2 separate regions of the Homo sapiens genome follow, and region 2 is linked to region 1. Evidence: read pairs that join two places in POLR2A ChIA-PET (ENCODE). Cell type or tissue: PC-9. All regions are shown on one strand.

What was found. ChIA-PET counts read pairs that join two places held together with the same protein. Peaks named below come from ENCODE experiments on the same cell type or tissue, not always from the same donor. Only the 100,000 strongest peaks of a DNase experiment are listed, where the experiment ranks them.
Region 2: POLR2A ChIA-PET joins it to region 1 with 11 read pairs; 3 of 35 experiments call an interaction of 5 or more read pairs at or near these places.

Annotation. Positions count from the first base shown.
Region 1 is chr19:13,783,050-13,791,049 of GRCh38, reverse strand. No RefSeq gene overlaps it. Among named protein-coding and RNA genes, the nearest start is that of ZSWIM4, 8.4 kb to the left of the region's middle. RefSeq lists enhancers at 2,876-3,165, 4,230-5,191. In PC-9, CTCF peaks have their summits at 5,761 and 5,969 (motif pointing left); DNase peaks (open chromatin) are centred at 2,949, 3,189 and 5,869; H3K4me3 peaks cover 506 bases; H3K27ac peaks cover 2,632 bases.
Region 2 is chr19:14,504,865-14,512,864 of GRCh38, reverse strand. No RefSeq gene overlaps it. Among named protein-coding and RNA genes, the nearest start is that of DNAJB1, 9.5 kb to the left of the region's middle. In PC-9, CTCF peaks have their summits at 1,682, 7,040 and 7,246; DNase peaks (open chromatin) are centred at 1,904, 2,234, 4,954, 6,754 and 2 weaker places; H3K4me3 peaks cover 3,907 bases; H3K27ac peaks cover 8,000 bases.

The DNA.
Region 1 (8,000 bases):
ATCCACCTGCCTTGGCCTCCCAAAGTCCTGGGATTACAGGCGTGAGCCACCATCCCTGGTTAATTTTTTTTTTTTTTTGAGACGGAGTTTCGCTTTTGTTGCCCAGGCTGGAGTGCAATGGCGTGATCTCGGCTCACCGCAGCCTCCACCTCCCGGGTTCAAGCGATTCTCCTGCCTCGCCTCCCAAGTAGCTGGGATTACAGGCACCCGCCACCATGCCCTTCTAATTTTTGTATTTTTAGTAGAGACGGGGTTTCTCCATGTTGGTCAGGCTGGTCTGGAACTCCCGACCTCAGGTGATTTGCCTGCTTCTGCTTCCCAAAGTGTGAGGATTACAGGTGTGAGCCAGCATGCCTGGCCAATTTTTTTGAATTTTGATAGAGAGGAAGTCTTGTTGTGTTGCCCATGGTCTTGAATTCCTGAGTTCAAGCAATCCTTCCGCCTCGGCCTCCCAGATTGCTGGGATTACAGGCGTGAGCCACCACATCCGGCTTGAGTTGTATTTCTGTTAGACAGTGCCCGTCTTGAGAAACCACAGCCTGCCACAGTGATAGCAACAGAAATAGCAATAATAATAATGTGTTGAGTGCTCATGCAATGCCCGTAGCTATGGAGATAAACGCTGAAGTATAAGCCGTCAAACAGTGTTGCAAAGTGGGGACTGTCACTTCCATTTCTTAGAGGAGGAAACTGAGGCTTGGAGAGGCTGAGCCACTTGCTTGAGGTCACCCAGCAGTAGGAGCTGGACTAGTGGAAGTCAACTGGGGGCTGCTTTGGAGCCCTAGACTTACTGGGGTATCTCCTTGCATAGGATTTAGACTTATGGGGAGTGAGTAACTGGGGTCAGAGGAGACACAGGGAGGAGTTCAAGCAAAGGATGGCCGGGTGCAGTGGCTCACACCTGTAATCCCAGCACTTGGGGAAGCTGAAGTGGGAGGATTGCTTGAGTCCAGGAGTTCAAGACCAGGCTGGGCAATATAGCGAGACCCCCCTCCCCCATTTCTAAAAATTTATTTGATGTTTATTTATTTATTTATTTTTTAATTTTTGAGATGGAGTCTTGCTGTGTAGCCCAGGCTGGAGTGCAGTGGTGCGATCTTGGCTCACTGTAACCTCTGCCTCCCGGGTTTAAGTGATTCTCCTGCCTCAGCCTCCCGAGTAGCTGGGTTTACAGGCATGTGCCACCACACCGGGCTAATTTTTTTGTATTTTTAATAGAGACGGTGTTTCACCGTGTTAGCCAGGCTGGTCTCGAACTCCTGACGTTGTGATCCACCCACCTCGGCCTCCCAAAGTGCTGGGATTACAGGCGTGAGCCACTGCACCTGGCCTATTTATTTATTAGTTTATTTATTTATTTTGAAATGGAGTCTTGCTCTGTTGCCCAGGCTGGAGTGCGGTGGCGAGTCTCAGGTCACTGCAAGCTCCACATCCTAGGGTCAAGCAATTCTCCTGTTTCAGCCTCCCGAGTAACTGGGACTATAGACGAGCGCCACTATACCCAGAAAATTTTTGTATTTTTACTAGAGACGGGGTTTCACCATGTTGGCCAGGCTGGTCTCAAACTCCTGACCTCAGGTTATCTGCCTGCCTCGGCCTCCCAAAGTGCTGGGATTACAGGTGTGAGCCACTGTGCCTGGCCTAAATTTTTTTTTTTTTTAATTAACCGGGTGTGGTGGTGCGCATCTGTAGTCCCAGCTACTCAGGAAGCTGTGGTGGGAGGATTGCTTGAGCCTAGAAGGTTGAGGCTGCAGTGAGCCATGATTGCGCCACTGCACTCCAGTCTGGGCGACAGAGCCAGACCTCGTCTCAAGAAAAAACAAACCAAGACAGAACAAAAATGAAAAGCATGTCTTTCTGGTGCTCCCCTTGCAAACAGGACCTCAGGGCTGGCTTTTCCCAGCAGCCCTCTTCAGCATCTGATACGTGGCTATGTCGGCTAAGTCTAGCTTTGAAAGGGCTCCAATGTACGTCCTGTAATGCTGAATCAGAGAAGTCACTCTAGGCCAGTGGGTAGACTTTAGGAGGAACACAGAATGGGGTATCAGAGGGTGAGAATGTCTTATTTAATTCTCTAACAATAGATACTAACATATATATATAGAGAGAGAGACAGACAGAGAGAGAGTCTTGCTCTGTTGCTCAGGCTGGAGTGCAGTGGAGCGATCTCAGCTCACTACAGCCTCCGCCTCCCGGGTTCAAGCTATTCTCCTGCCTCAGCCTCCTGAGTAGCTGGGATCACAGGGCAAACCCGGCTAATTTTTGTATTTTTAGTAGAGATGGGGTTTCACCATGTTGGCCAGGCTGGTCTCGAACTCCTGACATCAGGTCATCCACGCTCCTCCGCCTCCCAAAGTGCTGGGATTACAGGTGGGAGCCACTACGCCCTGCCTTCAAACAGCTAACCCTGTTTTGAGACAGGGTCTTGCTCTGTTGCGTGGGTTGAAGTGCAATGGCGTGATCACGACTTGCTGCAGCTTCAACCTCCCGGGCTCAAGTGGTCCACCTGCCTCAGCCTCGTGAGTAGCTGAGACTGCAGGCGTGTAGCACTATGCCTGGCTAATTTTTTAAAACAATTTTTTTAAAAGAGATGGGGTCTCACTATGTTGGCCAGGCTGATCTTGAGCTCCTGGGCTCAAGCGATCGATCCTTCCACCTTGGCTTCCCAAAGTGCTGGGATTACAGGTGTGAGGGGCTGTGCCCAGCCAGTCCCATCTACTTGAAAGGCAGAGGAGGTAGGATCGCTTATGCCTCGGAGTTCAAGACCAGCCTGGACAATATAGCAAGACTCTTGTCTCAAAAAAAAAAAAAAAAAAAAAAAAGAGGAAAAAAAGGAGTTTGATGGGGGTAGTTCCAACCACCTGCGTCCTTCCTTCTCAGTAAAGCCAGCAAGCTTGGGCTTTGGGGAAATGGAAGCCAGATTGATCCTGCCCGCGCCCAGCGTGAGCTCACTGTCTAGGCATGTACAGCTCCTGACCCCAAACCACGTGTGCTCTCAACCCGTGGAAGATGGGGCTACCCTGGGGGCTCAGATGAAGGTGGAGACAAGGACCCCCAGCTCGTGGATATCTCCACCCTAGCTTTCTGAGGGTCCCTCCCTTCTGCCAGCCCCCTGCAGCACCCCCAGCCACCGTTGACTCAGGCAGGAAACCAGCTGGGTAGGCTTCGCTTGCTTCCTGGTCGCGACGACGCAGCCCCTCCGGCATGCGCAGCTGGCAAGATTTCCTTCTTGCATTTCTTTTCTTTCTTTTTGAAACAGAAGTTCATGGGCAAAGTGTCAGGGCCCTGCCAGGAGAAGTGGTCGTGCCAGGTCGAGGCGGGGGAAGGTGGAGGCAGGAGAGAAAGGCTTAGGCAAGAATAACTGTGTTTTTTTGTTTTTTTTTTTTGTTGTTGTTTTTTTTTGAGACGGAGTTTCGCTCTTGTTGCCCAGGCCAGGCTGGAGTGCAATGGCGCGATGTTGGCTCACCGAAACCTCCACCTCCTGGGTTCAAGTGATTCTCCTGCCTCAGCCTCCTGAGTGGCTGGGATTACAGGCATGTGCCACCACGCCAGGCTTATTTTGTATTTTTAGTAGAGGCAGGGTTTCTCCATGTTGGTCAGGCAGGTCTCAAACTCCTAACCTCAGGTGATCCGCTCGCCTCAGCCTCCCAAAGTATTTTTTTTTTGAGACGGAGTCTCGCTTGCTCTGTTGCCCAGGCTGGAGTGCAGTGGCGGATCTTGACTCACTGCAACCTCTGCCTCCTGGGTTCAAGCAGGAGTTCAAGCAGCTTGAACCTCCTGGGTTCAAGCTGGATTCTCCTGCCTCAGCCTCCCTGTAATGGGATTACACGCCTGTAATCCCAGCACTGTAATCCCCGCCGCCAGCACTGTAATCCCCGCCGCCAGCCAAGGCGGGCGGATCACGAGGTCAGGAGATCGAGACCATCCTGGCTAACATGGTGAAACCCCGTCTCTACTAAAAAAGACAAAATTAGCTGGGCATGGTGGCGGGCGCCTGTGGTCCCAGCTACTCGGGAGGCTGAGGCAGAAGAATGGTGTGAACCCGGGAGGCGGAGCTTGCAGTGAGTCGAGATCGCGCCACTGCACTCCAGCCTGGGTGACAGAGCAAGACTCCGTCTCAAAAAAAAAAAAAAAGAAAGAAATTGGTATGTCCCTTATCCTTAGGCTCCTGAATTCACACTGAGAGGGAGTGGGGATCCCAATGTAACAGACAGAGAAACTGAGGCTCAGAAAGGCTTTAATTTTTTTTTTTTTTTGAGACAGAGTCTCACTCAGTCGCCCAGGCTGGGGTGGGGTGCAGTGACGTGATCTCGGCTCACTACAACCTTTGCCTCCCAGGTTCAAGCGATTCTCCTGCCTCAGCCCCCCGAGTAGCTGGGACTACAGGCGCCCGCCACCACGCCTGGCTAATTTTTGTATTTTTAGTAGAGATGGGGTTTCGCCATATTGGCCAGGCTGGTCTTGAATTCCTGACCTCAGGTGATCCACCTGCCTCGGCCTCCCAAAGTGCTGGGATTATAGGCGTGAGCCACAGCGCCCGGCCAATAACTGTCAGGAAAAGCCACATTTAATGACGCCTCTGTCCCTGGGAGAGGGGAGCTAGGGAGGGACAGAGAGGACGGGGGATGGCAGGACTTGGGTTCCCACTGCTCTGCCCCCAGCACACAAGCGCAGCTCCTAGTCACATTGGTATGTCCCGCCAGGCGCGGTGGCTCACGCCCGTAATCCCAGCACTTTGGGAGGCCGAGGCGGGCGGATCATGAGGTCAGGAGTTGAGACCGTCCTGGCTAACACGGTGAAACCCCGTCTCTACTAAAAAACACAAAAAATTAGCCGGGCATGGTGGCGGGTGCCTGCAGTCCCAGCCACTCCGGAGGCTGAGGCAGGAGAATGGTGTGAACCGGGAGGCGGAGCTTGCAGTGAGTCGAGATCGCACCACTGCACTCCAGTCTGGGCGACAGAGCGAGACTCCATCTCAAAAAAAAAAAAAAAAAAAAAAATTGGTATGTCCCTTATTCTTAGGCTCCTGAACTCACACTGAGGGGGAGTGGGGATCCCAATGTAACAGACAGAGAAACTGAGGCTCAGAAAGGTTTTAATTTTTTTTTTTTTTGAGACAGAGTCTCAGTTGCCCAGGCTGGGGTGGGGTGCAGTGACATGATCTCAGCTCACTACAACCTTCACCTCCCAGGTTCAAGTGATTCTCCTGTCTCAGCCTCCCGTTTTGTTTTGTTTTGTTTTGTTTTGTTTTTTGAGACAGAGTCTCACTCAGTCGCCCAGGCTGGGGTGGGGTGCAGTGACGTGATCTCGGCTCACTACAACCTCCGCCTCCCGGGTTCAAGCGATTCTCCTGCCTCAGCCTCCCGAGTAGCTGGGATTACAGGCGCGCACCACCACACCCGGCTAATTTTTGTACTTTTGGTAGAGACGAGGTTTCTTCATGTTGGCCAGGCTGGTGTTGAACTCCTGACCTCAAGTGATCTGCTGGCCTCAGCCTCCCAAAGTGCTGAGATTACAGGCATGAGCCACGGCCCCAGGCTGAGACTCAGAAAGGTGAAGGGACTTGACGGTCACACAGTCAAAAAGTGGCAGAACCTGGCAAAGAACTCAAGGTGTGGGTTCTTCCGGAGTCTGGGGCTCCTGGCTCCAGCACTAATCAGGGCTTGGGGGAGTGCAGGAGGGGAAAGTCACCCAGGAAAGTGAAGGGGAAAATGAGGCTGTTTGGGGAGCCCTGAGGGGAGAGGTGAAGGGGGAATGGGTGAGTGCACATTCCAGACCCCATACCTGCAGTGCCTGAAAGCCCTTCCTTGCCCCTGGGGTGCTCCTCGAAGGGGCTGGCGTCAGAGGCACAAAGGGAGCCAGAATGCAGGATTCCTGGGCTGGTCGAGACGCCACCAGCCTGCGGGTGGATTTAACCCCGGTTAGAGGCGCCTCCTGGTGTCCAACTCCGGTGCCAGATGGCACCCAGAGCCCACCCCGTCCTGGCCCAGAGCCCACCCCGTCCTGGCCCTTGCCTTTCTGATTCCAGATAGAAAGACCGGAAGCTAATTTTTTGAAGGTGGCAAAATCACCACTCCCTTAACATATAAAGATGAATGGGTGCTAAAATGTTTTTTTCTTCCTGTTCGCCAGGTCAGAAATTTTTTTTGTTTCTTTTTTGTGTTTTTTTGTCTCTTCTTTTTTTCTTTCTTTTTTTTTTTGAGACAGAGCTTGCTCTGTTGCCCAGGCTGGAGTGCAATGGCACGATCTTGGCTTACTGCAACTTTCGTTTCCCGGGTTCAAGCGATTCTTCTGCCTCAGCCTCATGAGTAGCTGGGACTATAGGTGCCTGCCACCACGCCCGGCTAATCTATTTATTTTTAGTAGAGACGGGGTTTCACCATGTTGGCCAGGTTGGTCTCGAACTCCTAACCTCAGGTGATCTGCCTGCCTTGGCCTCCCAAAGTGCTGGGATTACAGATGTGAGCCACCACACCTAGCCTTGTTTTTCTCTTAATTTCACTGATGTGGGAAACAGGCAGATGTTATGTTCAAGAGAGTCTGAAAAAGACACTTTTGTTTTTGAGATGGGGCCTTGCTGCATCGCCCAAGCTGGAGTGCAGTGGTGCGATTTGGGCTCATTGCAGCCCCAACCTCCCGTGCTCAAGTGACCCTCCCAGTTCAGTCTCTGGAGTAGCTGGGACTCCAGGCATGCCCCACCACACCCAGCTAATTTTTAAAAATGTTTTGCAGAGATAGGGTCTTGCTATGTTGCCCAGGCTGGTCTTGAACTCCTGGCCTCGAGCAATCTGCCCACCTCCGCCTCCCAAAGTGCTGGGATTAGGCTGGGCGCAGTGGCTCACACCTGTAATCCCACACTTTGGGAAGCCAAGGTAGGCGGATCACTTGAGGTCAGGAGTTCGAGACCAGTCTGGGCAACATGGTGAATCCCCATCTCTACTAAAAATACAAAAATTAGGCGGGTGTGGTGGCGCGCGCCTGTAGTCCTAGCTACTCGGGAGGCTGGGGCAGGAAAATCTCTTGAACCCAGGAGGCGGAGGTTGCCCTGAGCTGAGATCATGCCATTGCACTCCAGCCTGGGTGACAGAGGGAGACGATCTAAAAAACATCATCATCATTAACAAAAACCACACACAGACACACACAAAGTGCTGGGACTGCAGGTGTGAGCCAGGGTGCCTGACCTTGAAAAAGACACTTTAGAAATCAAGCTGTTGAAGCAAAGGTGTGAATGTAGGCAAATTCGGTTTTCCACAGGGGAATAAGCGTTGTCAACTGAACCTCTAGGCTGGACAGGATATGACATTTGCATGTCTGTAGATAAGAACTATTTTGTATTGCTATCAATTTTCACAACTTACAGAGTTGTAAAATAGTTCAAAGACAATGATATGAATCAGGTACTCCGGAGAGGGTGTATTGTTTAGGAAGGGTGTATTGTTTATAGCTAAGGGGCTGAATGAACCATTGAATAATCATAACTCATTCACTGAAACAAAAGGTTTTAGAAGGAACCGTTCCTTCAATAAACACCTGCTCATCGAGTGCCTATTGTGAGCTGTTCTAGTTGCTTGAGACACAGCCCCGAACAGAGTCGGGGTCCTTGAGAAGCAAAGTAGAAACAGAGGAAAGTAACAGAAAGTGACCCTGGCTAAGAAGACAATCAAACAGGCCACTTCTGGGGGCAGGGGACAAAGAAGGCTTCTCTGAGGTGATGTCTCGGGGGAAGGAACTGTGGGCACAAAGGCAGGGAGGACTGTGGCCTGGATGGGAAGGGGATACAAACTTGGTGTTGTCTCTTTTTTCTGTTGTCACTGGAATGTCAGGTTTGTTTTGTTTTGTGTTTTTGAGACAGAGTCTTGCTCTGCCGCCCAGGTGGAGTGCAGTAGCATGATCTCAGCTCACTGCAACCTCTGCCTCCTGGGTTCAAGCGATTCTCCTGCCTCAGCCTCCTGAGTAGCTGGGATTATAGGTGTGTGCCACGATGCCGGCCAATTTTT
Region 2 (8,000 bases), 720 kb before region 1:
GCATTTTTTTGCTCAAAGGCCACTACTTGGCTTGTCTATCTTGGCCGGATATCTGGTGCACCCACATGCAAACTTTTCCCAAAGTCTTGGGCTTGTTTTTTTTTTTTTTTTTTTTCAGACAGAGTCTCGCTCTATCCAAGCTGGAGCGCGGTGGTGCAATCTCGGCTCACTGCGATCTCCACCTTCCAGGTTCAAGCAATTCTCAGCCTTCCAAGTAGCTGAGATTACAGGCGTGCGCCACCACGCCAGGCTAATTTTTGTATTCTTAGTATAGAGATGGGGTTTCACCATGTTGGCCAGGCTGGCCTCAAACTCCTGACCTCAAGTGATCGGCGCCCCCTCGGCCTCACAAAGTGCTGGGATTACAGGTGTGAGCCACCGCACTCAGGATTTTTTTTTTAATTTCTTTTTTTGAAGACAGGATTTCACTCTGTTGTCCAGGCTGGAGTGCAGTGGTAGGATCATAGCTCACTGCAGCCTCAAACTCCTGGGCTCAAGCAATCCTCCCGCCTCTCAACCTCTTGAGTAGCTAGGACCACAGGCACTCCACACCACAACCAGCCAATTTGTCTAATTTTTGTAGAGATGATTTGTTGATATGTTAACTTTTTTGCGGGGAGGGGGATGGAGTCTTGCTCTGTTGCCTAGGCTGGAGTGCAGTGGTGCAATCTTGGCTCACTACAACCTCCACTTCCCGGGTTCAAGTGATTCTCCTGTCTCAGCCTCCTGAGTAGCTGGGACTACAGGCACATGACATCACGCCCAGCTAATTTTTGTATTTTTACTAGAGATGGGGTTTCATCATGTTGGTCGGGATGGTCTTGATCTCTTGACCTCGTGATGTGCCTGCTTTGGCCTCCCAAAGTGCTGGGATTACAGGCGTGAGCCACTTCTACCTTCCTTTTTTTTTTTTTTTTTTTTTAATTTTTTTTCCTGAGACGGAATCTTGCTCTTTTGCCCATGCTGGAGTGCAGTGGCGCAATCTCGGCTCACTGCAACCTCTGCCTCCTGGGTTCAAGCGATTCTCCTGCCTCAGCCTCCCGAGTAACTGGGATTACAGGCGTGTGCTACCATGCCTGGTTAATTTTTTATTTTTAGTAGAGACTGGGTTTCACCATGTTGGCCAGGCTGGTCTTGAACTCCTGACCTCAAGTGATCCACCTGCCTCGGCCTCCCAAAGTGCTGGGATGACAGGCGTGAACCTGCGCTGGCCGATATCTTGATATCTTGATATGTTGCTCTGGCCCCAAGCGATTCTCCCACCTTGGCCTCCCAAAGCTCTGGGATTATAGGCTCAGCCTTGGGCTTTCTTTAATGGATTTATTTCACTTTTCCATGCTGCATCTCTGATCAGGTCTCAGAGCTCCTTCCATGACAGGACGTGTGCAACTGACTCATTCTTTGACCCACCTGCATTACAATACCAGCAGTGTTTTTTTTTTATAATCATAGAACAGCACTCAATAGGTCCATTTGGCCTATGGTGAAAAGCCGAGTCCTCCCATCCTTCCCCTGGCCCTGAAGTTCCCCATCCTACTGCACCACTATAGACACTGGCATTGGCATCACAGATTTTTTTTTTTTTTTTTCCTTTTCTCATTTTTGAGACAGAGTCTCGGTCTGTCGCCAAGGCTGGAGTGCAGTGGTGCAATCTCGGCTCACTGCAACCTCTGCCTCCCAGGCTCAAACGACCCTCCTGGCTCAGCTTCCCTAGTAGCTGGGATTACAGGCGCGTACCACCACGCCCGGCTAATTTTTGTATTTTTAGTGGAGACAGGATTTCATCATGTTGGCCCAGGCTAGTCTCAAACTCCTGACCTCAAGTGATCCGCCCACCTCAGCCTCCCAAAGTGCTGGGATGACAGGCGTGAGTCACTGCACCCGGCCTTTTTTTCCTTTTTTAAAAAAACCATTTTTGTGCTTCCTCCAAGAGATGAGTCTGTGCTTACATAAGCATAAACACAATTTCTAAATTTTCAGTTTTATTTTTTGACTGTGTAATCACAATACAACACTGGAAAGGATACAGAGAGTGAAAGTCCTCCCTCCCACCCTACCATCCGATTCCACACCCCCGAACTGGATACGAATGTTCCCCGTCTCTCCTGCGCCTTTCCTGAGATGCTGCGGGGAATACATTTTTCTTTTTTTACACAAGGAGTACATACTGTACACTCCGCTTTTTTTTTTTTTTTTTCTCACACAAGATGCTGTGAACATAAAGAGCTTCCTCATTCCTGTGCTATTCCCCACCTTTATTCTGGCAGGTCCACCCAGCTGGGTGTGAAGATCTAAATTAGTGTTTGGCGACCCCTGACTCCTCTCACATCGTTCTTGCTTCCGGATTTGAGTCCCAGTTTGATTGCTTGCTTTTGTTTTTTTTCTTTTCTTTTCTTTTCTTTTCTTTCTTTTTTTTTTTTTTTTTTTTGACACGGAGTCTTGCCCTGTCACCCAGGCTGGAGTACAATGATGCAATCTCAGCTCACTGCAACCTCCGCCTCCCAAGTTCAAACAATTATCCTGCCTCAGCCTTCCGAGTAGTTGGGATTACAGGCACCCGCCACCACACCCAGCTAATTTTTGTATTTTTAGTAGAGATGGGGTTTCACCGTGTTGGTCAGGCTGGTCTCGAACTCCTGACCTCAGGTGATCCACCCTCCTAAAACGTTAGCTGAGCATTAGCCAGGTGTGGTGGCTCATGCTTGTAATCCCAGCTCTTTGGGAGGCCGAGGCGGATGGATCACTTGAGGTCAAGAGTTCAAGACCAGCCTGGCCAACGTGGTGAAACTCTGTCTCTACTAAAAATACAAAGCTGGGCGTGGTGGCAGGTGCCTGTAATCCCAGCTACTCAGGAGGCTGAGGCAGGAGAATCGCTTGAAACTGGGAGGTAGAGGCTGCAGTAAGCCCAGATCCCACCACTGCACACCAGCCTGGGTGACAGAGCAAGACTCTGTCTCGAAAAAAAAAAACAGAAGAAACGGGAAACAGAAGTGCAGCTCTCATAGAGATGCTGTGACATCTGGGTGAGTTAGTGCATTTAGGAAACAAAAGAACATAGCGATGAAGAACCCAGCTTCTGGGGTAGGGGGGTGCCAAGTCCAAGTTCTGCTCACCACATTTCCTCAAACAAATGACAAAACCTTTCAGAGCCTCAGTTTCTTCCCATGTATAACAGGACTAATCAAACATCGCAGCCCCTCCTTTCTCACTCTTCTGGAGCTAGAACTCAGACAGCTAATCCCTGAGAAGCGCTTTATCCAGGCCAGGAATAGAGCAAGTGTGAATAACATTAGCAAATATATCTAAAGCACTTGGCAGAAAACCTGCCCCAGGCCAGGCGGAGCAGGTCATGCCTGTAATCCCAGCACTATGGGAGACCACCATGGGTGGATCATTTGAGGTCAGGAGTTCGAGACCAGCCTGGCCAATGTGGTGAAACCCCATCTCTACTAAAAACTGAAACATTATATCTAAAAGTCAAGCTGGGCCGGGCACAGTGGCTCATGCCTGTAATCCCAGCACTTTGGGAGGCCAAGGCGGATGGCTCACCTGAGGTCAGGAGTTTCAGACCAGCCTGGCCAGCACAGTGAAACCCCGTCTCTACTAAAATTACAAAAATTCGCTGGGCATGGTGGCAGGCACCTGTAACCCCAGCTACTCCAGTGGCTGAGGCAGGAGAATTGCTTGAACCCAGGAGACAGAGGTTGCAGTGAGCTGAGATTGCCCCACTGCACTCCAGCCTTGGTGACAGAGTGAAACTCTGTCTCAAAAAAAAAAAAAAAGGAAAGAATAAAGGAAATCTCAATGCACCAAACTTCCACTAAATACTAAAAATGGGCCAGGCGCAGTGGCTCACGCCTGTAATCCCAGCACTTTGGGAGGCCGAGGTGGGTGGATCACCTGAGGTCAGCAGTTCGAGACCAGCCTGGACAACATGTTGAAACCCTGTCTCTACTAAAAATACAAAAATTAGCCAGGCGTGGTGGCAGGTGCCTGTAATCCCAATTACTCTGGAGGGTGAAGCAGGAGAATCGCTTGGACCTAGAAGGTGGAGGTTGCACTGAGCCAAGATTGTGCCACTGCACTCCAGCCTCGGTGACAGAGCAACACTCTGTCAAAAAAAAAGAAAGAAAGAAAGAAAGAAAAAAAAAACACCTAAAAATGGCACAACACAAACAAGAAGCATCTATCTATATTCTCTATTAAAATCTAGGCCTTGGCTGGGTACGGTGGCTTGCGCCTGTAATCCTAGAACTTTGGAAGGCTCAGCTGGGTGGATCACCTGAGGTCGAAATCTCGCCACTGCACTCCAGCCTGGGCGACAGAGTAAGACACTGTCTCAAAAAAAAAAAACAAAAAAACTAGGCCTTAAAGAGCATGCACTCATCTTCTCTCCCACAGACCTGAGAGCACTTTCTTTCTTTTTTTTTTTTTTTTTGAGAAGGAGTCTCACTCTGTCACCTAGGATGGAGTGCAGTGGCGCAATCTTGGCTCACTGCAACCTCTGCCCCCGAGGTTCAAGCGATTCTCCTGCCTCAGCCTCCTGGGTAGCTGGGATTACAGGTGCATGCTGCCACGCCCAGCTAATTTTTTATATTTTAGTAGAGACAGGGTTTCACCATGTTACCCAGGCTGGTCTCGAACTCTTGAGCTCAGGCAATCCACCCGCCTCAGCCTCACAAAGTGCTAGGATTACAGGCGTGAGCCACCCCTCCTGGCTGAAAGTACTTTCATAGTCTGTTGACATCACACTTGCCCAAGGGGAAGCAGAGGCTGATTTCTCAAACTCCCTGATTATTAGTTGAGACACCTTCCCTCTTTGTCAGTGGGGCAGGAGAGACAACGGCAGGAGAATACTAAAAAATGTCCCCCGCTTTGTGGCAACTGTGAGTTCCCTTGAGGTCACCAACTACATCCTAATAATCTGTATCACCAGTTGCCAGAGTGATGCTTGCCCCGGAACTGACCCTTTGAGTGTTTGTTAAGTGAGTAATTAAGTGACAAAGTAATTCAGACAAGAGGACCTGCAACATTTTTCCTACGATAGTTCATGTCATGGTATGTGCAGAGGAAGGATAACCCAGCCCTCGGGTCAGCTAGTAGTCCCCACCACCCTTGCCAGGGACCCCACCCCCATACCCCAATTCCTTCAGCTTTCCCACCAGGGAGAAGCAGATATTCAGTCCGGGAGAGCCCCTCTTTCCTGAGGGACCTGTTTCTTTTTTTCTTTTTCTTTTCTTTTTGTTTTTTTTTTTTTTTTTGAGACCGATACTTGCTCTGTCATCCAGGCTGGGGTGCAGTGGCATGATCTCAGCTCACTGCAACACCTACCTCCCAGATTCAAGCAATTCTCATGCCTCAGCCTCTTGAGTAGCTGCGACTACCGGCACCCACCATCACGCCCAGCTAATTTTTGTAATTTTAGTAGCAACGTGGTTTCACCATGTTGGCCAGGCTGGTCTCGAACTCCCGACCTCAGGTGATCTGCCTTACCTCGGCCTCCCAAAGTGCTGGGATTACAGGCGTGAGCCACCGCGCCTGGCATGGGGGACCTGTTTCTACTTCACAATCTGTAGACTAGTCTATGGGCACAGTTCCTGAGGGACACCTCAGTGCTAGGCTCAGGAGATGCGCCAAGCAGAAAACTTGGCCATCTGGCATAGGGGAGGGAGGATGGAGCTCGTGAAACTCACAGTCTCCTAGGAAACACACCTGTGGGTTTCCGTTTCCTAGGGCTGCCACAACAAACTGGGTGGCTTCAAACGACAAGTAATTTGTTGTTGGTGGTGGTGGTGTTGAGACAGAGTCTCACTCTGTCGCCCAGGCTGGAGTGCAGTGGCGCGATCTCAGCTCACTGCAGCACCCGCCTGCCAGGTTCAAGTGATTCTCCTGCTTCAGCCTCCCAAGTAGCTGGGATTACAGGCACACATCACCACGCCCAGCTAATATTTTGTATTTTTAGTAGGGATAGGGTTTCACCATATTAGCCAGGCTGGTGTCGAACTCCTGACCTCAGGTGATCTGCCCGCCTCGGCCTCCCAAAGTGCTGGGATGACAGGCATGAGCCACTGCACCCAGCTTGCTTGTTTGTTTTGAGACAGGATCTCACTCTGTTGCCCAGGCTGGAGTGCAATGGCACAATCAGGGCTTACTGTAGCCTCGATCTCTTGGGCTCAAGCGATCCTCCTATCTCAGCCTCCCAAGTAGCTGAGACCACAGGCATGCACCATCATGCCAGCGTAATTTTTAAATTTTTTGTAGAGACAGGGTCTCACTGTGTTGCCCAAGCTGGCCTCAAACTCCTGGGCTCAAGCAATTCTCCTGCGTTGGCTTCCCAAAGTGCTGGGATTACAAGCATGAGCCCCTGTACCTGGCATTAACAAGTGAGGACGGCTTTCTCCTGGCTTCTGGTGGTTTCAGCAATCCTTAGCCTCCTTGGGCTTGTAGCTGCATCGCTCCAATCTCTGCCGCTGCCGTCCCGTGGCCCTCCCCTCTGTGTGTCTTTGTGTCTTCTCCTTTTCCATCTCTTATAAGGACACCCATCATTGGATTTCGGGGCCAGCCACCCTAATCCAGGATGATCTCATCTCGAGATCCTCCACTGAATTACATCTTTGAAGACACTTACTCCAAGTCAAGTCACATTCACAGTTCTGGAATGTGGACATATATTTTAGGGTGGGGCATCATTCAACTCATTAAACTGACCGAGCCACTTCCCATAGCCCGCAGCGTGGAGGGGAAGACGCCTGGCAGGCCCTGGACACACAGGCCAAGGGACAGGAGCTTGTTAGGGCGCAGGGAGGGGCTCCTGGAGCCAAGGCCCGGGGAAGAGGCCCCTAGGCTGGAGATCTGGGAACCACTCCCCCACAGGGCCATCCACACACACACACACACACACACACAGGCCTGGTGTGACTGGAATCGAGAGAACAGGAGAGAGCAGGGCAGGGCGTGTCTAGGAATGAGACAGGCCAGGCCCTGCATTCCTGAGTTGGAAGAGAAATTGAGAGTTAGGAGGGACAAGGCCTGATTTGCTTTTACCAGGAAGACAGAGCTGGGACCTGGGTTGTTTGCCTTCATGGGGCCCCAACGTTCCCCAGGAATATTATGCTGGACATCAATGTAGCCAGGCGTGACACCTGAAAATAAAAAACACTTTGGCTCACAGGGGCAGGTTCTTTGGGGGCTCATGGCCTCCTGGGGGGAGGTCCTCCGTAGAGAAAGGAGGTGACCTGATTTGGGTGCTCACGGGCGCCCCCTGGCCTCTGTGCGGAGAACTGACCGTAGGGGTAAGGGCAGAGCGGGTGGACCAGGACCGAAGCCATTCACCGCACCACCAGGCAGGAGGTGATGGGGCTGGCTGGACCGGGAGAGGTCGGAGCAGGTGGGGCGAAAGTAGCCCAGGATTTTTTTTTTTTTTTTTTTTTTTTTGTCTTGAGACAGAGTCTCGCTCTGTCGCCCAGGCTGGAGTGCAGCGGCGCAATATCGGCTTGCTGCAACCTCGGTCTCGGGGGTTCACGTGATTCTCCTGCCTCAGTCTCCCGAGTATCTGGGAGTACAGGCATGTCCCACCACGCCCAGCTAATTTTTGTATTTTTAAGAGAGGTGGGGTTTCACTATGTTGGCCATGCTGGTCTCAATCTCCTGACCTCAGGCGATCCACCCACCTTGGCCTCCCAAAGTGCTGGGATTACAGGCATGAGCCACCGCACCTGGCTGATTTTTTTTTTTTTTTGGCTTTGTTTTGTTTTGTTTATTAGAGACAGGGTCTCATTCTATTGCCCAGCCTGGAGTGAAATGGTGCGATCATAGCTCACTGCAGCCTCGACCTCCTGGACTCAAGTCATCCTCTTACCTCAGCCTCCCAAGTAGCTGGGACCACAGGCACGCACCACCACACCCACCCAAGAATACATCTTGGGGCCGGGCACGGTGGCTCACACCTATAATTGCAGCACTTTGGGGGGCTGAGGAGGGCGGATCACTTGAGGTGAGGC